Linked DNA regions of Homo sapiens: all the other regions are linked to region 4. The links are chromatin loops, found by intact Hi-C in ENCODE. Cell type or tissue: heart right ventricle. All regions are shown on one strand.

Region 1 (4,000 bases), 930 kb after region 4:
CGCCAAGTGTTACAAGAGTTCAGGGAAACAGAAATGTTGCTGAGGGCTGGAAGTGCTGGGGCAGGTGGGTCTGAGAGAGGACCCTGAGCAGAAGTGGGGTTGCATCCCAGAAAAGGTGAGGTGTGATGCTGCCCCTTCTTCTTGCTCTGTGGTTTCTTTTCCTGGTTTCATTTACCTCATCACTACTCTGCCAGACCGGTTTGATCACCTGAGTATCTGTGTCACTGCTGGGTGATCCATGTGTGGTCAGATCCGTGTGCCCTGAGCGTCCTGACCTGCTCCTACTTCCCACCACTACTGCCATACACACGTTCCACATCCATGCCTATTCCATCCCTACCTCTCTCTTTCTATATATATATATATATATACACACACACACACACACACACTTGTGTATATACACACATACATAATGTAAGAAAATATTCCATGCATATAAATATTATCTACATGTAAAATAAATATAATAGAGATAGTTAACTTTAGGCTCACACGTCTCCCAAGCAAACCACAAGCTTATGAGTGCAGGACTCTTACGTGTTTCCTTCCGCAGAGCCCTGCACACTGTAGGGGCTGGGGCGTGACTTGGCGAGTACAGCAAGTCTGGCTAGAGTTTCTCAAGGGTGTGCCCATGGGGATTAGTGGAAAGAGCTCTGTGCTTGGGTTGGGTGGTTTGCCCACTCCACCTTTTATTCTCCTTGGGTAAGTGGCTTGGGACCTCATTTGCCCTTTCCAATGGGATAGCAACATGTTTCTTTTTGGAAGCTACTGTGAAAGATGATGATCTGGGAGGGACTTGGGACACAGGCTTATTTGTTACACAGATGCCACCGGCCTTGCATCTCTCTTGTGAGCTCAGAAGTTGCTTGACATCACTGCCTTTTTCATCAGGTGGTTCATAGGAAGAGGCCAAGAGAGAGAGAAGGATGCTGTATTTATGGGAAAAGGCTACCAGAATTTCCATCCGAGGTTGGTGGTCCATTCCTCTACCTATGTGGAAGGCAGGTTCTCCTTGACAATAGCCAGGTCTGCATGTGTCTTCCACTCAATCTACAACGTATCCACGGAGAGTGACCTTGTACTCAGTACTCAGTACTCCAGCCCCTTGGCTGGAGTTAGCTCTGCCCGCTCCACCCCTGTGCCTTTTCTGGCCCACTTGAAATTTGATGTCTTGGGTTGTAGCCTATTTTTAAGGTTGAGTCTCACTCTTAGACTATGAGCTCTTGAAAAATAATAACTGTGTCTTATTTGTCTTTGCTCTTCCACTTACATATAGGAACTACTAATGACATTTAGCAAATGTCTCTTTATCTTTTGATGGAGCAGAGAGAGGTCTGAGGATGAACTGCTTTCATCTTCTCGCTGTGTGATCTTGCACGGGTCCTTTCCTATCCCTCCTCTGCCACTCTTCTAGGACCGAAGGGGTTCGAGGGTGACCTTTCTGGCCACTTGCAATTGCTAAGAGTGTATTGATTTGAGAATTAAAGGAACGTGGCTCTTGAAATGTGTGTGCGGTAGAGGCCATCCAAAATAGCTAATGAAGAAACATCCTGGGGATTACGCCAAGTTCACAACGCATTTTAATGAGCCGTGAGTGTGTGTGAATGCGTGTGTCGACCACATGCACATTGATGGCTGTGGCAGGGAGGACGCTGTTTCTGAGAGTAGAGTCCTCACTTCTGAGAAACTTACAGAAGGTGGAACAGATCACGCCGTATTTCATAGCAGCCTAATTCTGACATGCATCTGCAAGCCTCATAAGTCGTGGTTTGGTCGGTGCTGCCCATCAAATCAACTTCCTGAACTTGTTTTCATCTGAACTCCAAGGCAGCCCAGGCGCGGGGGGAGCGCAATCGCTCGTGTCTGACTGGCTGCCTCTGAAGTCGTCCGTTACCAGTAGTCTGTTTAGAAGGTGGATTGTTAATTGTTTGATTTTTCTGCCAACAGGATTCCCTGCAAATTAGAATTGTAATCGCTGTGGGTATTTCCTGAATTAAAAGAAAATATATAATAAAATAAATAAATATTAGTTGTTTGGTTGTATAAGCTTTTGAGACCTGCGAGGCTCCTCATCAATTATTAAACTTGGCCGAAGATGACATTCCTAACTAGTGAGTGTGCCTGGAAAAAAAAAGACGCTGGCTAGAAAGCTTTGAGGCGCAAATTTCCACGTTCTTACTGCTTGGCTCTGAAAGTCTATGCCCGGAAGCTTTAATTTCTTTAATACTATATAATATAATTATATAGTACTTAAAAAACATGTAGTGTAGTTATTAAATATAGTTAGAATTTTAAATGTATCATTTGATATATTTAATACACACATGTATATATGTATTTTTAAGTGGGGTTTGGGCATTATTTAGTGTTCACACCTACGGAGCTCATTTGTCCAGCGCTATATTTAGGCATCAATAGGAGCGCATTAGGTAGCAAATAGCAACATGCTGGATTGGACACACTTCATAATTTGATGGCAGGAGAAAAATGGCAAAATATCGCTCTGGTCAAAGTTATTAAAGGCCAGGTTCACTACACGGTTCTGGTTAGGAGATAAAATATGAGAGGGCAGCTTACATATTGCCGTGATTAAATATTTACTGTTCAAAGAAGATTCACAGAACTTTTTAAAATTAATGGCTTCGAGTCTTTGTTTGGATAGTATCACAAGTATTGAACCATTTATTGAACTGTTTGCTGAGCTATTTTACTATCGTTAGTGACATCCTACATTGCCAGCCTTTCTCTCTCTCTCTCTCTCTCTTTCTTTCTCTCTCTCTTTTAAAAGAGAAATAGAGTGGAATCGCTCCCTTTCTGCTCTCACCAGCTGGTAGATATAAATTATATATTAAACTGTATTTGCAATGGATCACTGCAAGTGACAAGTAGTTTTCCGAAGGCTTTGTCATTGCAATGGAGTGTGCGCCTTTCGTACAGTGGTTAATATGAGTCCTTATTCATATTGTCCAAGTCTTCAAAAACATAATTCAGAAAAATGGGCAGCACTTAATAGAGCTAATCTCTTGTTCTGATTCAGCCTTCAAGATCAGCAGCCTGTAAATAAGTAAAAAAAAGGGCCTAAACGGATTTAGCGCTGTTAATCTTTCCATAGTGGGGATATCTAGCTCTTTAGTCTGCAGTCTTTGTTGACAGAAGTGGCTTCTATTGTGCCAGCTCCAGTGGCTCAGAAGCCGGTTCCTTTTGAAGGGACTGCTATCGGCCCTCTGCACGCGCGCCACCCTCGCCCTGCACCGGCAAGATAGGCTGGCCACAGCGGTGGAGGGAGAGATTGGTTTGTGTGTCACCCACAGCATATGCTGAATTCAGCTCCTGTAAGTGGTGCGGGGTGAATAGTAAGCGATGACAATGGCTTGTGCTACATGCTCTATGCCTCCTCTTGCTCTTATTTGACTTTGCCTGCTTCACTGATTTTATTATGACAGCCTGAATACTGAGGAGGGAATTAAACTGTTAAGCAGGCATCAGAGGCTGTCTAATGTTTAATGCAAGAGTCGGAGCATGTAAGAACTGATAATGAATACAAACAGGGCGACATCTTATTTGCTGTGTTTTTATTAGGATGACTTGAGAGCTTGACATCCATTGCTATCACTTTTCTCTTCTGTTTTTTCAGTTTTCGGGGGTTAAAATTTCTAGCACTGGTGACAAACGTGCCTAAATGTGATGTGAATTAAAGGCGGCTCTAGGAGATTGTAATACTTGGAAATCATCACCTATAATAATTATGTATAGATAGGAGGTAGTCATGGCTGTTAAAAGGTCACCCAGTGAGATGTAATTGCCTTTTTCATACTCCACTACATTTACTAGGACAGAAGCGCGACCCTGCTGGCAAGCGCAGTAAATATGCCATCTTGAGAATGTAATGATACATGCCAGCACTCTCTGGCTCTTGCTGACTGCCCAATTCCTGCGATGGGCTGGAAAGAAAATGGGCTGAAAATGTAAAAATAAAGTAATGACCACATGGTAAGAA
Region 2 (4,000 bases), 1.4 Mb after region 4:
ATACCTAAACGTGGTGCTGATCAGTAGAATCCCCTGCGAGGAGATCCTGTCCAGCCCTGCTGTGGCTCTCAAGCGTTTGGTTAAAGGAGCAGGTAGGAATCCTATCCTCAGGATGACAAATGCAAGAAAAATCGAGCTCCAGTGACCCTCTGGTTGCTCTGGTACTTTTGCACTAGGGGTTGGAGTCAAGTGAAAAATAGAAATAAAACAATTGCCCAACCATCAGGGAGTGTTTTCAGTCACGGTGAAAAATACAATCTCATCTTGAGCTGACAATGCCGGTCACCGAGCTCCTAGCGTGCAGACGGACGGATAGAGGCCAGAACCGAACGACAAACGACGCTGGCTCAGAAAGGTGTTCTGCTTCCTTTTTAACAGTTTGGATGCTTTGAAAACTATGTCATGCAAACCAAAGAGCAGATTCCTTAACTGCCTTCAAGTATGCCCCTGTGTGCTGGGAACGCAGCTGGAAGACCGTGGCTCTGTGGTTAGGGCAGAATTTGAGACATTGTCTCCTTTTCTTGAATTCTTTGTGCCAAAGAATGAAAAAATACAGAACCTGTTATCACTGCTTTCCTAGGAATCGGAAATTAATTTCTCGCATTTATATGCATACAGTTGTAACTCTGGACACCAGCCCTTTAAGACCCTGACTCTGGATTCTGATAACTAGACACTTCTGGCATATTTCCATCAAACAGAAATTAGGGAGCACACAGAAATACGGCCTGTTTATCAGGACTTGAGTTAAGTTTTTGTTTGTTGGTTGTTCTTTTTGTTTTGTGTTGCCTTTTCTCCTTTGGTGCCCAAATAAAACTACTTCACCTGCAACCACACAGCCAGTCAGGCCAGATGCTGGCTGCCTCCTTACAAGACCACGCTCCAGAAATGGTACAGAGAATTGTACCTCTGACCTGCAGAGTGGCTGCGGCGACACTGCATATTTCAATGTCATTACAACAGTGATAAGACAGCAGAGAGCACTGCTCAGCTCCGGGCCCAGTCAGAGGTAATTCCGGGCATTTGCTGATGGCCTACACAATTTAAGGAGCGCTTTTTACTGTGATTGCCAGGAAGGTGCCGAGGATTACAAAATCCACTGCAGACACCTGACATAGCACAGGGCATTTGCCACTGCACACAGATACCATTTCCAGAGTGGATTCCACATTTAATCTATTTTTTAAAGTCAGAGGTGATTTGAATAGGAAAACTCAAAAGGAACTGTATGAATACACACCTCTCAAAAAATGGAGAAATTTTTCTGGGGGAAAAAAATCCTCCCCTTTCCATCTCACTTGGAATTGAACTTTGGACAGCCTTTGGCAGCCTTGCATAAAAAGATTCATGTTCTGTCCTGGTGGACATTATCAATGGTCAATAATGCTTATAGCAAAAAATACACCTGGCTCTGAATCTTGCCCAGAAGATATTCTTCAGAAGGACAACAATGCACATTATCCAAAGTAGGTGTTTTCACTTAAAACTATGAGCGATCTTCCCCTATTGCATTACAGCAATCTGACAATTTCTAACGCAGAGCAAGGACAGATGCTTCCCAGCTATGTTGATATTACACTTAGCTGGCTGTTCTACCCATGTAACTCACTCCATACTTAAGAAAAAGATTGCAGGGAAAAATTAACATCTTTTTTCCTTGAACATTTAAGGCAAGCCCTTCTAATGGTAGAACTTTATTTTCTTCCTCATAGTAATATATAGTACTGAAATTCCAAAGGTTTCTGGTGCATTTCAACTGTCACCTCAAGTCAAAACCATACAGTTCAGCTATAAAAGAATATAATAAATTTAACCTGACCTAACTGGGGATTTTTAAGCAGCCAATTTTTGTTTAATTGTGTATCTATGAGCTCCCTATTCCCACATATAAGTGTGTGTGTGTGTGTGTGTGTGTGTGTGTGTTTCTGTGTCTTGCCTGGTTCTTTCTTGTGTTCAAACTTGTGTACATACATGAAATTATCTCTGCCTAAGTACTTTCAAAGATGTTAACGTGACATGCCACTATGGAAGAAAACGCAATTCCAGGGAAACTTTATTTTAACCTAGCCTCTTATCTCCTGAATTTTCGCTGCCATCCTGTCTTGGGTGACTACTGTAGGAGCCGGCCACAGGGAATCTTCCTCTCCAGGAAATGTCTATGGAATGCGCCTGGGCACTCTGGCCCCAGCCCAGCCCTCTCGCTATTTAGCGCTTAAGGGGCTGATATTTTATACCCCCGAAGCAAACTTCCGCACTCCAATTCAGATGTAATCAATGTTTTTGTTTTGCAGCCTTTGTAGATTGAGTCTTTGTTAGGCGAGCACGTCTTGTTTCCCCAACACCCGAGGAAATCCCCGGCATCAGAGTGCCCCCAAAAGGCAGCCCGGGAAATGAGCAGGGGCGCGCTGACCTTTAGCGAGACAGCGAAGGTTATGCACATAACATTTGCTTGTTTACTTTGCAAAATAAGCAACGAGTTGGAAACTCCGAGTTTCGCCTGCGCCTCCGCGCACTTAAAAAACAACAACAGGAACCAGAGGCTGCCGGTCTTTCCAGCTCCCGCGCGCGGAGCCTGTTATCTGCTTTGCTCTGTATCTATCCTGATGCAACTTTAATAACGTTAGCCAAGACTGCTCAGAAAATCACAGCTGTAGCTGGAGGCAAAAGAAAAAAAAAAAAAGGAAAAAATCCGCTAAAACGAGGTCCTTCTCTCCAGCCTCACCTAGGAGCCGGGTCACGCCGGCCTGCACGGGGGCAGGGGCCACCCGATCGATGGCCGCAGCGGGCTGATGGCCACTGGTCGTTTTGATGGATATGACTGTAAAAAAAAGTCCAGATTGGTTCACAGTGGACCTCAAACCATGTCAGCTAAAACCAAAGAGACAAAAAAGTGACAGCTGTGGAGAGCGCACTGCAGGCAGTCAACGGCGCCTGTGATTTATTGTTCCATCTGCCTCGCCGCTGTGAGGACAAGTTCCCCCTGATTTGGTTAAAATGAAAAGGACCTTAGAGAGCGCAACGTGGGTTTTGAAAATGTGCAGAAACTATTTTTTTTTAATTTCCTGATTTATGTCCCTTTCCCCTTTCAGAAAGTCTGTCCCGCTCGGGAGCTCGGCAGGAGTGAGGGTTTCCGCGCCTCCAGCCCTAGGCCTGCCGGATTTGGGGGGGTTCAGGGGTGCAGCGTCCCCATCCCACCAGGGCGCACTGCGCAGCGCTGCGGGGGGAGGCAGCCTTGGGGCGCCCCGGCGCCGGCTCCTAGCGGGCATCGTGAGCTGGGGGCCCAGGGAGCCGACCCCCAAAGTTACGGCAGGGCGCAGGCTCCACGGATGGGGGCCGGCTGGGGGACCGAGCGCCCCGGTCTGGGTCCTGGCTGCGCCCTCCCCAGCCCGCCCAGACCCGTCATTCCCTGGAAGTTCAGCCTCCTGCTCTCGGATTCTAATAAAAGTTTTATGCCGGTCAGCACATTTTCAGCCAATTTCCCATGAAGAGGCCTGTTGGTTGCGGTGGCGCGTGGAAAGTTCTGCGCTCTCCTGCCTTGGCCGGGGCCTCTGGAGCCCTGACCAGGGGCAAGCACTTCCTGGCTGGACGTTTTAGGCCTCGCAGCTCCAACCTGGTGTCAAAAGCTGGCCTGTCTTCTGTCTCAGGATGTTGGTTTTACCTCTCAAGTGTTTCCTGAATTTGTGAAAATTCTTTTTCTAGCCGCTTGTCCATAGTGGCTTAATGCTCAAAAAAAATATTTACTTTTTTTTTTTTTGAGACAGATAAAAGGGGGGAGAATGGAGGTGGGGGGTACTGAGAAAGGCAGAGAGGCGGAGAAAGAGCAGGGCTTGGCGCTACTGTGGAGCTGGGGCGGTCCCTGGGGACCAGTTCTGCTTTTGAGCGTGTTCCTGTCAGGCAGGGGTCAACATCTTTTACCTCTTTTTTCCATTATTCAAAATAAGTATTGATGTTATGTTTTAGCTATTTAAAAGCCAGCTGCCTTGCTCATTTCAGATACTTT
Region 3 (4,000 bases), 550 kb after region 4:
AAAAATAAAAACTAATGCAAAAAATCCACTATGCATGAAATAGCAATTCTGTTTTCTAAATAAAGGGGTGGCATCACTGATGCTTCCTCTTGCCTGAAGTTCCAGTAGGATTTGACACAGCACACTAAGTTGAATTCATTTTGATTTTTAAAAATATTATGTATTGATGATTGAGCTTCTTGGCATTCCCTAAAATTTTGTATCCAAGGTGAGATCCTCCCTCTCCTCACTCTAGTACCCACCTGCCCAGGAATATTACCGGGAAATTTCTAGACCAGTAATGGATACTCTGCCGGTTGGCCCCATGCTATCCTAGGATTTTTCTCAGATTAATCTTGGGCATTCATATTTGTTGTTTCATTTTCCACACATTCTACATATGAATAGCAACTTTGATTTTCAAAATTCCATCCAGTTTCGCCCCTCAACCAACAAAGATTTTGTGATTCTGTTGCCAAAATAAGCAAGGGACAGAGGTCCCAGGTAGCACAGCTGACCCTGGGGTGGCAAGTGATGTGCTGTCCGTCACCTGCCAGGCCACCTTGTCTCCATCAGGAGATGGTGGGGAGGTGGCCCTGGGCTTTGCGAGTGCGCTAGAGCATCCTGCGAAGGGGGAGGCGGCCTTCCTTGGGCTCTGGGCACAAGCCCAGCAGGGAGTCCAGGGTCAGGGCACTGAATGGTTAAAAGTATCTCTTCGACGGAGAGACGATGCCGAAGGAGTGACGTCAAGGGGAAGACGGCTGAAACGCGGGCATGATTGAAAAATGAGGATTCCTCGCGTGAGGGATGCGCGCTTAGCAAAGGGCAGCCTGGCTGTAGCCCAGCGCGCCTTCCGCGTGAGGAATGGGTCATCTTTCACCTTCCTGCCTGGGAGGACGCAGCCGGCGCACGGGCCTGGCTCCCAGGCTCACCCCGGCAATGAATTTGCTGCTTCTTAATGTAAAACCGGCCTTTTCTGGTCATTGTGCCATTTTATTTACGGCCTGTCTTTGGGGGGCTCTTGATCAATAGATTTAGTCCCACAGTATATTTCTTCCTTTCAGTTGTTCCTGGTTATGTTTTTAAATTACACGGGGCTGCTAATGATTGTGCTGCTTGCCCTTGAGTGAACCTGGGCTTTTGCCTGCCAGGCGGCCGGGTTTAAAGGCGTCTTGGCTGCAGGTTAACACCAGCCTCCCAGATGGGCCTGTTTCTGGGAGATGAGGGTGCTTGATGCAGGCTGGCAGTGTGTGGGCAGTGTGGAGGGGTGCCGTGTTCCTGGGGACTGGCCTTCCGTCTTGGGCCCTCCAAGACCATCTTGGGAGTCAGAGCTGAGTTTGAACAGTTAGAAAGACTGAGGCCACGATGCGGAGGTCCTTTGGTCCACTTGCCCGCTGCCCTGGGCTGTGTCCTCCCTGACATGGTCAGGACAGACTGGTGAGAATCTCCAACACAGCCTCCCTCAGGGGGGCCGTGCCTTGGTGAGGCGGATGAACATCGCCTTGTAAGGGGCAAGCCAGAGCCTGGTGCGGGGCGGGGAGGGGTGTTAGGGTAACAACTGCTTATTGATCCCCCGGGGCCACAGCCAGGGGTCATGATTTCTGCCTAATTTGAGCACAGACAACCCAGTGTGGCAATAGTATAGATGCTGATTTGTGTGATTCAATTAAATTATTGTTAGCATTTTCATGCAAATGAAGATAAGTTCTTTTGGCACGTGAATTGTGCGTTTAATAAAAGCTGCAGATTTTGGGCTGCGAACAGAGTGTGTTAACTTGGGTTTCTGGGGGTAATCCTGGAGCCCTACGCTTCCAAGAGCTTCCACCGACTGGAGCCGGCTAATTCCCACTGATTCAGTAATTCATGGGCAAAGTATTCTCACACCTCCCCTTCATTTTCCTCTCAGTATTCCACAGAGCAGCCTTATCTCCACCTATCAATTACTGCAGTATTAATTTATTTCCCTGTATCTCTCTCCCTGTGCGTGGTGGGGGCACGCTCACTTAAAATATATATATATTTTTTCCCCTTGCTGGAGGCTCTCGTGAAACAAGGCTAATATTCGGCACTTGGGATTTAAGCCGCTGCATTTCACAAAGTTTGGATGTATTAACGAACAAAAATAAGAGTGCGGAGAACCTGGAAAATTAGCAGCCAGCAGACAGCGTGCAAACAGGAAACTGTCTGATTATGCGCACGGGTGCAAAATTAGTAAAAGAATTCGAAATTGTCTCGTGCTCAGAGATTCTATTGTTTTCAAAGAATAATTCCATCTATTTTAACATTTTCGAGTGTAATTCCGTGGGTAACCGCTCTTCCTTTGATTGTGAGCGATGGTAATTGAAAGGTGTGGCTTGGCGTCTGTTTTGGCAGTTAGTTAGACTCAGATCTTTTGTTGAAGAGCTCAAAGTGCTGGCTTTCCTGGCCAGCCTCCCTCCGTGTTTCTGTTTTGGTGATGTGATGACAGACTTACAGTGTGTTTCCTTGTGTGTATGGTAACAGATGTTTATGTGAATAACAGACTTTTTTATGAAGCCATACACTTTATAGCCAAATACTAATTAAAAATAATTGCATGTAAGCATTTTTGTTTATTCCCCGTTGTGCATCTTTAATCATTTGGAATCACCTGCAGTTGAAAATTGAGGCAAAGATTTGATACTGCAATTATAAGAGGCCATCTGACTATATATTAGGTAGAAATAGCAACATATTTGAGAAAAAAATATTAAACAAGCTGAGTGCCAGGTCATTCTGAAGTCTCTTGTATATCGGGTCAAAATACTAATACATTACTTTGTTAAACTAATAGGATTTTAAGGCATCATTCAGCCACCAAAACAACTGCTTCATGAATAATATCCGATACCTGACACATTTTGTGCACTAACAAGCTCATTACAAGTGGGTTTTAATTAGAGGTGTAACAGATGGTTCCCAATAAATATGGGCAGCGGCGACTCCTTGGCTTTTTTTTTTCCTTTGAAAGACAAAAATTGCAGGTAATTGAGAGACTCAGAACCTTAGTTTGGGTTTAATAGTATGTGTTCAATTAAAACAAAGTGCCAAGTGCCAGGAATGTGACTCAGATAGTTGGACACTGTAAAACAAACAAACCAGGGTTAAAAATGCCTTTCCTGTTTAGAAGTGGGCTTCCAGATGCCGAAGCGGGGACAAGCCACGTGCAGCCCGTGACTCACCACAGCTTTCTTCTTGGGGCTTTGTTTTTAAGCATTGCCTGTCGATGCGTTATGAAGAATTAATAAGACATTTCGGAGTGTTCTTGAACTCCAGCACTGAACCTTCTCGGCGCTGTGACATTTAACAAACACATTTAAGCAGAAAATAAAGGGAAGGTTCTAAAAGCCACCAGTGCCTCTCTCGCAAGCATTTTAGTACTATTTGGGGACATGAGAAGAGAAGGGGAACAGATAAACTGGGCAATGAGTTCCACTCTGAGAGTTTTCATTTTAAATGAACTAGATTTGACATTTGTGTTGTGTATGGGATAAGGAATTTGGTAAACTTGCATAGGAAGAAGGCTTATGTTTTGAAAGAAATCATACGTTTTTTTTTTAAAAAAAAAAAACTATTTGCTTTTGATGTAGAGAAAATTCTTACCTAAAAGAAAAACCTTAACACGCATAATAAGAGAAATTTAGAAATCAATGTACAAGAATTTATAAAAAGCATCATTTCATCTTTTGAATATGCGTTTTTTGTTTAAGGGAAGAGGAGTTGAGAGGCATCTTCAGCTCCTAATGAATGCTAGTGGCTGTGCGACCTTCCACCTCCCTCTGAATACACGGTTTTCGGAATGATGGCATTCATTCCCCTGGCAGCAGGTCTTCCCACATCAGATCGACAAAGGGTTGTTTAAGGCAGAGAAAGAGGTTGCAGTTTTTGGGGAGGCTTCTCCAAAATTTCAGAATTAGAAATGTAGAGGATTGGACATGCTTTTTTCTTCCAAGGGCATTTTCCCCCTGACTGTATCTCACCGTTTCTCTGCTGTGTTTTTCAA
Region 4 (4,000 bases):
GCCACGGCTGCCGGCGCCCTCCGCTTTGCAATGTAAATTTCAGCGGGACAAATTGCTTATTAATAGTCTAGAAGAGAAGCCGGTTTCTTTCTTTCTTCTTTTCTTTATCTGTTTTTATTTCTACATGGCCCCTAGCTATGCCCTGGGCCGCCTTGCCGCCCAGCAGTTTTCTCTTCATTTCAATGTCCTAAAGAAAATGCAAATTTCCACAGTGTGGCCTTTTTAAAAAGTTAAATTAGCAACAGCTTTAAGTGACTCCATTAGTATGGAAAACACACATGTTTAATGTGGGAATAGCTTCCTTTTAACGGGACTCATTCTGGTCTGTACATTCAGCAAACCCTTAGAGTTGGTAAAGAATCTCTTCGCGGCCGAATTTGTAGCCAGAGGTGCACCCTCCCCCTTCCAGCCCCGGCGTGCACCCGCCTTCCTGGGGGGAGAGGAGGGGTGCGTCCCGCCGCCGCGCGCTGCTGGACCCAGTCCGCTGGCTTGGATCCCTTAGAAGTCGCGCGAATGTGCGCGAAAGGGTTTATGCAGGCTGGAAGGGAGGAGAGCTTGACACATTTCTGTCCAAGAGCGGTATGCTCTTCCTTCCCTCCCGGCCTCATCGTCGCAGTCGCCGGAGCTGAGTTAATTACCCGGACGGACTCCCCGGCCCGGCCGCCGGCACCCATCGCCCCACTTTTGCGCACCAGAACGGGTGTATACACTCTGTTAAGGTGCTGTGAAGGAGTGAGATCGGGTAGCCGAGGAGGAGGACATTAGTACATCGGTGACCGTGGCCACCCTTTCCGTCCGTGCCCACTGTAGCTCTCCACCACCCCAACTTCCTTTACTCGTGTTGGCAAACCGCGGTTTCAAACTAGAATTTTATTGGCAAACTTTTGTGCGCGGTTAGCTTCCAGAAGAGGGTATTTAATTTTGTTATGAGGTCTGGCCGCCCCCTCCTTTCCCTTCAAGCCAGTGGCATCGCACTCCACACCCGTCCATGAAAGAGTTAAGATTTATGGTATGCTGGAGAGGTCTTGTTAGGATGTAATCTGCATTTTTAAACTACTGCGTAATAAAAAGTGAGAAGTTTTGAGACACCTTTCTTGATTATACCTTTGGCAATACTTTAGGTTTTACATTTAATTTGCATTTTGTTCTTGGTGAATATTGAAGTCTTGAGTGGAGGATTGAATTTTATTAGGACATCTGGACTGACAATATCAAATCAGACACCAGTGTCCCAAAGCATGCTAAAATTTCAGAGTTAATTAGAACGCAGTGTGTTTAATTAAAGCCAATTATAATATTTGAAATTATCTGATCGATCCGTGTTTGTACAGTTTGGGTCTGTTTAGGTGTTGATTGGCGCACTTTGCGCGTGGTTCGATCTCGGAACTTCTCTGGGGAAAGTTTGCTTTGTAAACTGGCGGGGGCGGGCCGGCGCGGAATCGGCGTCTCCCGCGCCCGCTCGGGCGCATCCAGCAGGACTGATTTTCCGGGCGCCGCCGAACGCAGCTCGAGAAATCCCAGCTCGTTGCTAAACCGATGGGCCTTTTAGGGTCCGAGGGACGTCGCCACGCACCAGCTGTCTTTTCCAGCTCGGCTGCTCCTCCGGAGTATCTTTACAGACAGGCAACCTTTCGGGTTGCCGGGTGCGTTGGGAGAAGCCCAAGTTCGCCAGTGTTTGATTTGGGGGTTTCGCTCAAGTAGAAGAGCCCCCAGAGCTGACTCGTGGGGTCGGCCAAAGTGACCGAAGGAATCCGAGAAAAGTTAGGAAAAGGAAACAATAATTAACTGTTTCCCTTATAATTTAGCACGCTGCAGGAGCCGAGGCACACCCCGGCGTTTTCGCCCCGCTTGGAGCGCCCATGGTTTTCCAGGGAGAAGGTTGAGCGAGTTCCAGGTCAGGTCCGTCGCCCCGCTGCGGGGCCGGGCACTTAGAGCGCAGGTTTCTCTCCAGCAAGGACGTTCGCATGGCGCTTGGTACCTAGGCCTTCTGCCCAGTGCCGGGCTTGGTCCGACCCTTGCTCACGCAGGTGGGCGGCAATTAGGACTAGGCGGCGTGTGGCGGTTTCCGCGCGCCCCTGGGGTCACGGCGTCAGCTAGGACTAGGTGCTCCGGTCGCGCAGGAGCCGGGGCCCAGCTGCTGGGGCCGGCAGGACCCGGGGCGGACACCTGCCCCGGGGTGGGTGGGAGCCCAGGCTGTTCTGCTCCCGGCTCCCGGCTGCGCAGCGGCACTCCACTCTCCCCACCCCAGGAGGCGCTGTTTGTCAAACTTGGCCGCCTTGGCAGGAGGCGCCTGCACGTTCTCACTTGGAAGCTGAGCCTTCCCTGGTACTGGGGGTCGGGCTTCAGCAATCTTAGCCGTACAGAATAAATATTAGAGGGAGGAGGCAATGCAGAGAACAGGGGTCTGGGACCCTTCAGTTTTTGCTTTTTACCCGTGAACCCAACAGGGCATCCTTCCTCCAGCGCAGGGAGGAGGCGCCCGTTGGTTTGCCCCATGTGCCAGGGGGAGTTGCCCAGTAACTTGCCTCAGAGGGCAGGCGGGGTGCGCGGCCTGTCTTGGGCTCTGCCGCCAGATGCCGCCTGAGGCCCCCGCGGCTAGCATCTCCGCGCCGAGAGGGCGAAGGCGCCCTCTCTGGTCCTGAGTAACCCACCCAAACCTGGCCGGGCTCCCTTTGTGCGCGACTGAGGTTGGGATGGCCCTTACTTCTCGGTTTTCCCCGGCCCACGGACGAGCGTGACCCCGTGGCGCAAGACGAACTTGGAGCGCTCTCAGAGGCCGCGTCACCACCCGTGGTGGGCAGGCTTTGCCAGTGCGTGCTGTTTCCACCCTATCCCGCAGTTCCCGGGATTTTCTAGGTGCGTCTCTCCTGGCCCCTCTGACCTCCTTCCCACTGGGGCCCAGGGTCAGTTTGGCTCTCTCTTTTCCTGTTCTTTCCCCGGCCCCTGCCTGTGCTTGGCGCCCGATTCTGACCCCAGGCTTGAGCAGGGCTAGAGGCCCGGAGGCCGGCACGGTCTGAGCGTGACCCCCGGGCGCGGAGGACGTTGGGGCGGGCCGCGCCTGCAGCTCAGCACTGGCGGCGGGCACACGAACTGGCGGCTTTTCGTGCATTGGCTTTCACCCTTTCCCGAAGGCTCCAAGTGACATGGCCAGGCAGCTTGGGCCTGTGGCCATGGGCCCTCCGATGGTGCGGCGTCGGGTCGAGCCCGCGCACCCCCTGATACTCCAGGGGACTTGGCCTCCAGGAACTCTCGGCCCAGGCTTCTCAACGCCGGAAATGCAGTTTATTACTCTTTGGAAGGATGTTAGGGAGGTAGGCGGGTGCCCTGGGCTAAGCCTCGATCAAGAAGGGGGCATTCGCCCGGTGCCCTGGGCGCTGGGCCCTGGGCCCGTGCAGACACCGCGGCAGGCCTCGCGCCCTGGGATTCCAACTTGGCCGAAGTTTCTGGGTGGGGGTGGCTTGGAGTCCGGTACCAGCCCAGGTCCCCGTCTCTGGGCCTTGCACCAGGCACCAGTGGAGGATCTGAGACTGAGGAGGGGTAAGGGGAAAGTTTCCTCTCTACGCGCGCCGAACAGCCCCCTTCACGGGTGGGTAGTGGGTACCGGCGGAGGACGCTGGCACGCGCGGTGGCTCGGGCACTGAGTGGCTGGGCAAGGAGGCCAGGGTGAGCCTAGGTGCGGCTCCTGGGAGGTTAGAGCCCCCGCTAGACTTCAGCCAGGTTTTTTGATGGTGCCACGGATCAGTGGCCCAAGCGCCGCCAGGGCCTTCTGCCCTGCGCCCGGCACGCCGCTCCCAGAGCCGGGCGCCAGGGGCGGCGGGCGCTGTCTCTTTAAGGTCACTGCCTGCTCCGGCACGACATGGGGAGGACAGCTGGGCACTGGCCATCTGACTGACTCCGGCTTGACATCTGGGAGCCCACTGGTGTGTGGCACGCGAAGCGCTTGATGCCGCTATTTAAATGCAAATGTGAGGGGGCTCATTGAAGCCTCTCCCCGTAAATC
Region 5 (4,000 bases), 120 kb after region 4:
AAAAAGTCTCTGGGAGGCGTGGCAGCAGAGGGACACTTGATGTTCCTTTTTTAAAGAAAAGGATATAGCATTCAATCGCACACATCTTTTTATCATGTTGAGGGTGGCTTTTACTGGGTGGTGTCTCTTCCTTTTGTTTCCAGGCATTTCTCCCCTTAGGTTAAAACGTTAGAACAGCCTTCTTGGGGAGCTTGAGGGTTATAGGATACCTGGGGCCCACTTCCCGACCTCAGAACCTCCGCCTTGGGAAGTGCCTGTCTCCCCCAGTCCCGTCCCCAGAGGCGAAAGCCACGGAGAAGTGAGGAGGCCACGTGCCTTAGTTTTCCGAGCTGCAGGGCTGGACTGGGTAGATGTAGTTTCCACACGACTATAAAAGCCATCATCCAATGTATTCTTTGAGGTATGTAAACAGAATTGTTTGAATGCAATCCAATAGTTGTCAGCAAGGGTATTATTTTGGTACAAGGAAGATGAGCTGTCCCCTTTTCTGTGCCTGGTGTCACATCACAATGCCGCCATCCACTGCCAGGCAGTGGTGAATGGAAGCTGGTCCCTGTGCACGAGGCCCGGTTGGGCTGTCTGTGTGAATTCCAGAACAATATTCCCGATACGAAGGAGGCGGCTCTAATTCCAATTAGAAGTCAAGTGTTTTTCTCAACCTTAGAAGACTTTTCGACAGAAATACCCTGCAGTGAGCGGGTTGGGGGGATGCTGGAGTCACTGGTGTGAAACCCAGGGTGACCCTAGGCAGGTCTGAGCCATCCCCCGCTGGCACTGGGGAGCTCCACGGACGGGAGCGGCCAGGATGCTAGAAAAGCCACTGTCATTTCTGTGAGGGCAAACACAAGGTTTGCCTCTGGGTGTAGGAGGAGGGTGACCTGACGTCTTCCTGCCAGGCTGGGGAGCCAGGCCGGCCCCCGCGGGCAGCGCCCCTGGTGAACGACGCGGAGGCTGCAAGGCCTTTGTGCTTCCCGTGCACACCACAATGCCTGGCTCACCCTGCCGAGTGCTGTGATTGAAATTCATTGCCAAATTTATTGAGAAATTAATGAGAAAAGCTGCAAAGTATTGACTTTGAGAGGAAAACACAACTCATCTTGAATGAGGAGGAAAATGCAGCAATAATTTAGCCACTATTGATCTGGCCCTGTCCATGCATTGATCTTCATTTTACAATATTAATTTGCACCTGCAATCGGCTGCAGAGGGAACCGATTTCATTCCATGGCCGCGTTAATGTGCAAAGCATTAGGTGCTCTTAAGAAGCGGGGTATTACACGTCGTATCAGGAAGGCAGATTTTTTTTTTCTATTTTTGCTTGTTACTGAAATAGACTAAAAATTAATTTTTTTGTCGGACAAAATATGAAAGCAAAAACCCATCTAAAACGTAGCCCTCCTCTCAGCTGCCCTGGCCGCTTTTCATCCATGTGAGGAGCCATCAGCCGCCTGAAACTCCAGCTACCTCTCATCATCATGCCCGGATCAGTTCAAAGTTCATGAAATTTCTATGAGCATTGATCTCGCCCCATTGATTTTTTTTGCAGCAGATCTTTGAAATTTTAATTTCCCGAGCATCTGAATTTCTTATAGATGAAATGCACTTGGAGGAGACAGTTGATGATAAAGTGAAGAACTTAGCATCATTTTAAAGCCTAAAAAAGGGAGAAAAAGCAGGCATTTGCAGACTTTGTGTAATGTTTTTGAGGTGGAATGATGAAGGCGCTCTGGTGGGGGCAAGGTATTCAGGGGGGAGCTAAATATCAATTTTGTCTTCCGTGGCCACACATTTTTAATGCAACTTTTTATACAGTCATTTTTGAAAGAAAAGCTATCTGGAGAAACAGCAGGACAGAAAAACATTCTTCACCGCACAATCATTTGCTCACAGCAGTCTTTATCACCTGGTCAAGTTCACCTAGTTACTTATCAGTGGGACATTTAATAACCTCAAGGTGATATAATTGCTATTGGCATTTTTCCCCCTTGGATTCAGCTGGTTAATGTGTAAACTACTTGTCAGCAAATAGCACTTTGTCACTGAAATCACTAACACCCTCTAGAGGAATGTCTTTGTATTGAGCAATTTAATTTTACTTTATTTAATTTTTACACATTACAACCTGTGTTCATTCAGGCACACTGACGGCTTGCAGTCTGTTGGGGTAGGGTCTGGGTCTCCCTGTTAGTAAAATATACTATATCTTATTTAACAATCCCCATTGCCTTAATTGAGGCGCATTCTTGTCCCTCGGAAAAGGAACTGCAGATGTTCTTATTATGTAGTTATGTTGCTAATGTGAAAAACTGCCTCATTACGAGGATCTGTTTGTAGCTAGAAAATTACTGCGTTATGACAAATGCATGATTGGGAAGCTACAGGAAGATGATCATTATTGAAATGAAACTGGAACTCATTTAATAGCTGCAGCCAGCAGCTGGAATGAAGCAAATGAATGTCTTCCTGTTTTTATTGTTGGAGTCAGGTTTTTCAGGCAGGAAGAAAATTTGCGCTAAACCTAAAACTTCTTGTATCTCTCTCTGCGTGCTGGGCTTGGGCTTAAACAATGGAGAGGCAATGCTAAAAGCGTCTCACTTCCTACCTGCGAGTTCCCCCCTTGTGTGTTTAATGACACTATTTTAAAAACACAACTGTGGCTGGAAGAGCAATTACTCTAGGAGTACTTACAGGCGGCGCACACTGCTCGCTGGCTGGGCTGGTCTCCAGCTCTCCCGGGCAGGGGTGGTCAGGAGGTTGCCATCACAATTAAGCTCTTTCACCCTGTCCCCTCCTTCCTGCCACAGTCCAGTCCTGTTTGCAGGCAGGGAGCCTCCAGGCCTTGGGGGGACCTCAACGCCCTGGACTGCCAGAGTCCCTTGCAGCAGTTCCCTCTGCTCTCGGCTGCTGCTCACAGGATGCCCTTGGGGGTGGATTTCCCACAGCTGGTGGGGACCCACGACCAAGCCCCAGGCATGTAGTAGCTGCTTGATAAAATGTTTGGTGCAGGAACTGGATTTAAGATGGATGGTTCCACTACTCTTTGTAGAAAGTGCTCACTGGCCCCAAACGTGTATGTTTTCCAATCCGAATTTTTCTTTTTTTCTGTGTTATCAACCCAGAAGTACTGAACGTGTCCCCTTGCTTAATTTAATTGAATGACGTTTATAAGTTAACGGACTTGCTATTCAGGTCTAATAAAATAATCATATACATTTTGGGGTATTAGAGATCAACATGAACTCAGGGCGGGGCTGGCTGACAAAGAAGGTTAAGCCATCAAAATGAAAACTACAACCACGTATGTCACAAGAAAGAAAATCCCAGTGCCTCCTGCCCGCCGGTACGTCTCTAATTGCAGCAGGCCGGTTGGAGCTGCTCTGGCCCCAGCTGCAGCTCAGCGCCTGATGCCATTTCTGCTGCCACATTAGCTGCAGCAATCCCAAGTTGAACTGACATCACAGACCGTTAACATTGTATCAAGTGCGGTGTGATGAATCCCCCAGTACACGGGCATGACTTAAATATTTAGAATGCTTCTTCTGTTATGACTTAATGCATGTAAAGTAACGAGATTAACTCCAGTACACTCAAATATATTTAAATATGTATCCTTCCCGAGCTGTAGGCTATTCCAGCGTGCAGGAAGCATTGAGTCTATGTGGTCGTGTCAGGCTCTATTTGTATGACCCGCTCTGGATACTGGCCTGCATATGATAGCCGGATATCTGGCCTTTCACAGGCTGCCCGACTGCTTGCCTCATTTGGCATGGAATGTGATTCCCGGCTATTCTAGCTTCTGATTCATTCAGGTTTTATTGCTGTGTAATTTTCTTATTCTAAAATAAAAGCTCTCCAACAAAAATTACTATGCATTAGGCCGCGGTAGCCTACTCAAATGGATATTAATACAGTTTATCTCTAAAAGGACGAATAATGTATTTGAAACAGATAAAAGGCCCTCCACTAAATGAGGAATGTTAATATCTTATGGCACGGTTAA
Region 6 (4,000 bases), 1.8 Mb after region 4:
TGTTGTTGTTTAGTCAACCACCAGCCTCTATCTTCTCAGCATTCACCAGCTTAATGAAAGGCCTGCTCCCAATTTAAGGAAAATTATTTAAATGCAGAGTATCCTATACACCATGGTTTCCAAAAGAACTAGGTGGTTAATCAAAAGTTAATTGTATAATTCTCATGCAGATTAGGGCCTCTCGCAAATGAATCCCAGGTTGTGATTATTAAAAAAAAAAGGGAGAGTGTGGAGCAATGCACAGAGGCCCACAGTCTGGTAAACAATCAGCCCCGGTTTAATTTGTGGTAAACAAAGTGATGATACACTAGGGGTCTCCAAAGGAGAAAAAAAGGTGAAAATAAATTAAAGCACAACATACAGATATGATCTTTTTGTTTGAGGCCATCTTTCAAAAACATTAGCTAAATGAATAAAAGGCAACCCATTAATATTTACCGGAAGCCGGGAACTGTACAAAGACCCGCAAGTCCATAATTATACTGCAATTTTAGGTGGGGGCCTGGGCAGCAGGTGGCCACTCTCCTCCACCACAGTGGCTTCCACTGCTGCCCCCTCCGCGGAAAGTGAGATAATGTCCACGTCCCTCCTCGAGGTCTAGGGGCAGCACACCTGACTACCTTGCTTTGTCTTCCAAGTGAATGTCAAACCTGCCCTGCCTGGGGGATGGTTGGTGGTGAATAGTCTGCATCCGATCAGAAATTGGCAGCCAGTCCCCACTGCAGGCTCCTAGAAGAGGTGGGGGGTGTTTGCAGGGGGCGAAGATCTGCTGGAATGTGGAGAAAGAAGGGGCCTGAGAAGCTTCTTCCTTGGTCCTCATGGAGCATGGAGCCAAGGCTCTGCCTAGCAGGGGTGACCGCAGCCTCGCCCGCATTTCTAGCAGAATGAACACAGTTCCAACGGCCTCCACCCCTAGGGAAGACACGAGTCTGATCATCTCTCTGTTGAGTTACGTGGGGTGGGGACAAGTCTCTGGACAGGTAGAACCACCAGCCTCTGGGCAATGGGAAGCGTTCCGGGCCCTGCATCCTTCTCCTCAGGTGCTTTCATATAGCAGGGATTCCATGACAGAATCCTGGGACAGGTTGGAAGTATTTTTGCCAAGATAAGTTGTGGAAATCAGCTGTGGGGCTGCACATTCTGGCAGCTCTCCTGACATGCTGCATTAATGCGTAAGTTTCCTTGCTCCCAGATTCCAGGCTGAATTTTAAAAGAATGAAATAAGTCTTCCCACTCTCCAACCGAACAACTCTGTCCCTGCTTGGAGGAAACAACACTGAAGACCGTGAATAGAGAGAAGGGTCACTCTGGCTAGCTCATTCTGTGACCCTCCCAGGAAGGGCTCCTAGTCTGCCCCATCCACCCACCGCCCGGTGGGGCCAATCCCAGAGCCGTCACTCCCAAGGCAGCAGCCTTCCATTCCTCTTATTTCCACCACTGCACGGAAAGGAGGCCAAGATCTAACCAATTCCTGGGAAGCTGCGCTGGTGTCTCCACAGCCGACACACAGCCTCCTTCTCAGGCAGTGGCTGCGTTTTCTTTCCCCGTTTGTTGTGCCTGTCTCCTGGGGCACCATAACTAAGTCCCACAAACTGGGTGGCTTAAAACAGAAATTCATTGTCTCACAGCTTAGGAGATAGAAGTCCAAAACCAAGGCGTCAGCAGGGCCTTGCTTCCTCTGAGGCCTCTAGGAGAGGACGCTTCCTGCCTCTTCCAGCTCCTGGTGGCACCAGGAGCTCCCTGTCTTGTGGCCACACGACTCCAGTCTCTTCCTCCACCGTCACACAGCGTTCTCCCTGTGTGTCTCTGTGTCTTTGCAGGGCTGTCTTTTTATCAGGGCACCAGCCATTGGGTTAAGGACCCAGGGACCCACTCTACTCCCGTATGACCTCATCGTAACTAATTAAATTTGCAAACAACCTGCTCAAAACAAGGTCCCGTTCTGAGGTGCTGGCTTAGGACTCGGACATATCTTTAGAGGGGTGGGAGGGGAGATGCAATTCAACCCACAGCAAAGCAGTGGGGCTCTGGCTTGAATGCAGCCTCTGTCATGAGCGACCTGATTCCACCTCGCACCCTCCACTGATGTGAGCCATCTCTCCCTGGATGCTAGTTACAGCCTCAAAGAACGCCCCTTGGGGCTGCAGACAGAACTCCGCCCTCATGGAAGAAGCTGCCGGCAAGTGCTGGGCAGAGGGACTAGCTGGGAGGAAATGAAAGCAATTCCTCCAAGATGCTGTCCTCGGGGAGCAGCCTGGCCACCCTGCCTGAAATTGCTGCCGCTGACACCTGCAAGCAAGAAGCTCCTCCGGCCGGGGCTGGCTCCGCCCACTTCTCAGGCCCCGCTGGGCCTCCCGCGGCCGCAGACGCGCGCCCTCTGGCGGCCCCGTCTGGACGCACACGGCCTTGTCCATAGCCCGGGCTAGATGAACTCCCAGCCCCGCCGGCTGGTGACACAGGTGGCACCTCTGCCATCGTGGAAAACCTGCAAACTGACTTTTCAAACTAGCCACCCCGTCCCTCTCAGGCAATACCAAACAGCTGGTAATTCATGCAGAGCAAACTACCACGTCTTAATAACGGAGAAGAGCCCCGGCTCCTAAACGGGACTGTGGAAGGCCGACTCCCTGGGCCGCAGCAGCAGAATTTTATTTCTCAGGACTTTCATGGGCTCTCAATCAGGCCACCGCAGCCACCTCATACATCTTAATAAACCTTACATCAGAGAGAAAGCTTTGAAACGAAATTGTCCAGTAATACGCACTTTCCAATCGAAACACATGGGAGTCTTTAAATATTTACCGCACATAAATAAAGCATGCTATGTAGCTGGCGCTTCTTAGCACCTACGCATGCCACGTATCAATGGACGCTGGATGTCAATATTGATGTATAAATAATAATATTAAGCACAGAAATACACCGCGCCGGGAGAGGTCTAATCGCACTGTCCCCTGGAAATAAACGTTTCTCAGGGCTGTTTCTGAAGGTGGGATATTTGTCTCCCTCCTCACTTGACCCTGAGGGGATGGAGGGCAAGGTGGAGAATGCCCTGAGCAGACACCGGTGCACCGCAGTGCACAGCCAGGGGTGCCACTCCTCCACCTCCGGAGAGACCGGGCGAGGCATCCGCAACCGCGTCAGAGCCTGGCAGCGGCCTGGCAGCATCCCCTGCCCTGGGCCTCGCTAAGGTTCCATGAGGGGTGCGTGGAGCTGGAGAAGAAAGGTGCGAATTCTGCGCTTCCCCGAGGTAGCCCCGGGCGAGCAGGGGGCCAGCTCCAGAGCCTCGGGCCACTGCGCCATTCCTCCCCCTGCGGGAGCTGCTGCTCCAAGGCTGTCCCTGCTGCTCCCGGGGGAAAGGGCAGGGCCGCCGCGGTGGGCGCTGAGCAGGTGGGCTCCAGTCGCCCCTGACTCCCAGGCTGCGCTCCCTGCCAGGCCCGGAGGATGCGCCCGGGGGAGGCGCCCTGGAGGCCGCGCGGGCACCGGAAGCCTGGGGGTGGGCCCCACCCGCGGACAGGTCCTGCTCTTCAGGCTGAGAGTGTGGGCATCACCCGCGAAGACGCCCCGTGGGACAGCAGGGGCGCTGTTCACCCCACCTGTGGGATCGCAGCGGGGGTTGGAGGGAAGGGGGCGTCAGAGATCCCCGGGGCCCCAGGGGTGCCCGGGGCCCCGCGGGAACGCGCAACGCGGCGGGGCGGAGGTGGGGCGTGGCCGGGACAGGCAGGGGCCGCAGGAACTCGCCCCTTCCTCAGCAGTTTAGCCCGCGGAGAAGCGGCACCGCGCCCCCCACTGACGAGGAAACGGGGGCGCCTAAAGGCCCCGGGGTGCTCGCAGAGAAGCGCAGCGCTCCGCTCCCCGGGCCGCGCGGCCCAACCTCCGGAGGGACTGCCCGGGACGTGGACGTGGAGTCTCGCGGCCGCCCCTGGCCCGCGGCCACCCTCCCTGTGTGCTTGAGAAACGGAACCCAGAGGCCTGGCCCGCTCTAGTGGGAGCAGAGACG

The links. Hi-C counts contacts between places; a loop is a spot of excess contacts. Peaks named below come from ENCODE experiments on the same cell type or tissue, not always from the same donor. Only the 100,000 strongest peaks of a DNase experiment are listed, where the experiment ranks them.
Region 1: it touches region 4 in a loop (9-fold over the local background); 88 of 110 quality-filtered maps call a loop at or near these places.
Region 2: a loop joins it to region 4, with 7 times the contacts of the local background. A loop is called at or near these places in 4 of 110 quality-filtered maps.
Region 3: a loop joins it to region 4, with 3 times the contacts of the local background. A loop is called at or near these places in 2 of 110 quality-filtered maps.
Region 5: it touches region 4 in a loop (2.5-fold over the local background); 4 of 110 quality-filtered maps call a loop at or near these places.
Region 6: it touches region 4 in a loop (4-fold over the local background); 21 of 110 quality-filtered maps call a loop at or near these places.

What each region holds. Positions count from the first base shown.
Region 1 is chr10:129,033,351-129,037,350 of GRCh38, reverse strand. It overlaps LOC124902559 (a long non-coding RNA gene), which reads left to right and starts at 598. Exons shown (of 2, transcript XR_007062390.1): 1 at 598-705; 2 at 895-2,032. RefSeq lists an enhancer at 2,440-4,000. In heart right ventricle, no CTCF peak of the experiment used is centred here; DNase peaks (open chromatin) are centred at 600 and 1,830; H3K4me3 peaks cover 530 bases; H3K27me3 peaks cover 629 bases.
Region 2 is chr10:128,539,831-128,543,830 of GRCh38, reverse strand. No RefSeq gene overlaps it. Among named protein-coding and RNA genes, the nearest start is that of LINC01163, 260 kb to the right of the region's middle. RefSeq lists an enhancer at 1,895-2,570. In heart right ventricle, a CTCF peak has its summit at 2,367; DNase peaks (open chromatin) are centred at 2,467, 3,516 and 3,859; H3K4me3 peaks cover 1,703 bases; H3K27ac peaks cover 1,129 bases; H3K27me3 peaks cover 2,254 bases.
Region 3 is chr10:129,416,459-129,420,458 of GRCh38, reverse strand. No RefSeq gene overlaps it. Among named protein-coding and RNA genes, the nearest start is that of MGMT, 49 kb to the left of the region's middle. RefSeq lists an enhancer at 236-1,080. In heart right ventricle, a CTCF peak has its summit at 2,337; a DNase peak (open chromatin) is centred at 2,388; H3K4me3 peaks cover 386 bases; H3K27ac peaks cover 1,111 bases; H3K27me3 peaks cover 712 bases.
Region 4 is chr10:129,967,330-129,971,329 of GRCh38, reverse strand. No RefSeq gene overlaps it. Among named protein-coding and RNA genes, the nearest start is that of EBF3, 5.1 kb to the right of the region's middle. RefSeq lists enhancers at 1-577, 2,440-3,059. In heart right ventricle, CTCF peaks have their summits at 2,048 and 2,249; a DNase peak (open chromatin) is centred at 2,240; H3K4me3 peaks cover 2,704 bases; H3K27me3 peaks cover 4,000 bases.
Region 5 is chr10:129,851,814-129,855,813 of GRCh38, reverse strand. All of the region lies in intron 10 of EBF3 (EBF transcription factor 3), which reads left to right. Among named protein-coding and RNA genes, the nearest start is that of EBF3-AS1, 3.3 kb to the left of the region's middle. In heart right ventricle, a CTCF peak has its summit at 2,060; no DNase peak of the experiment used is centred here; H3K27ac peaks cover 443 bases.
Region 6 is chr10:128,210,465-128,214,464 of GRCh38, reverse strand. No RefSeq gene overlaps it. Among named protein-coding and RNA genes, the nearest start is that of LINC01163, 73 kb to the left of the region's middle. RefSeq lists silencers at 2,298-2,447, 3,777-3,936. In heart right ventricle, CTCF peaks have their summits at 2,375 (motif pointing left) and 3,935; DNase peaks (open chromatin) are centred at 2,334, 3,528 and 3,994; H3K4me3 peaks cover 1,205 bases; H3K27ac peaks cover 648 bases; H3K27me3 peaks cover 800 bases.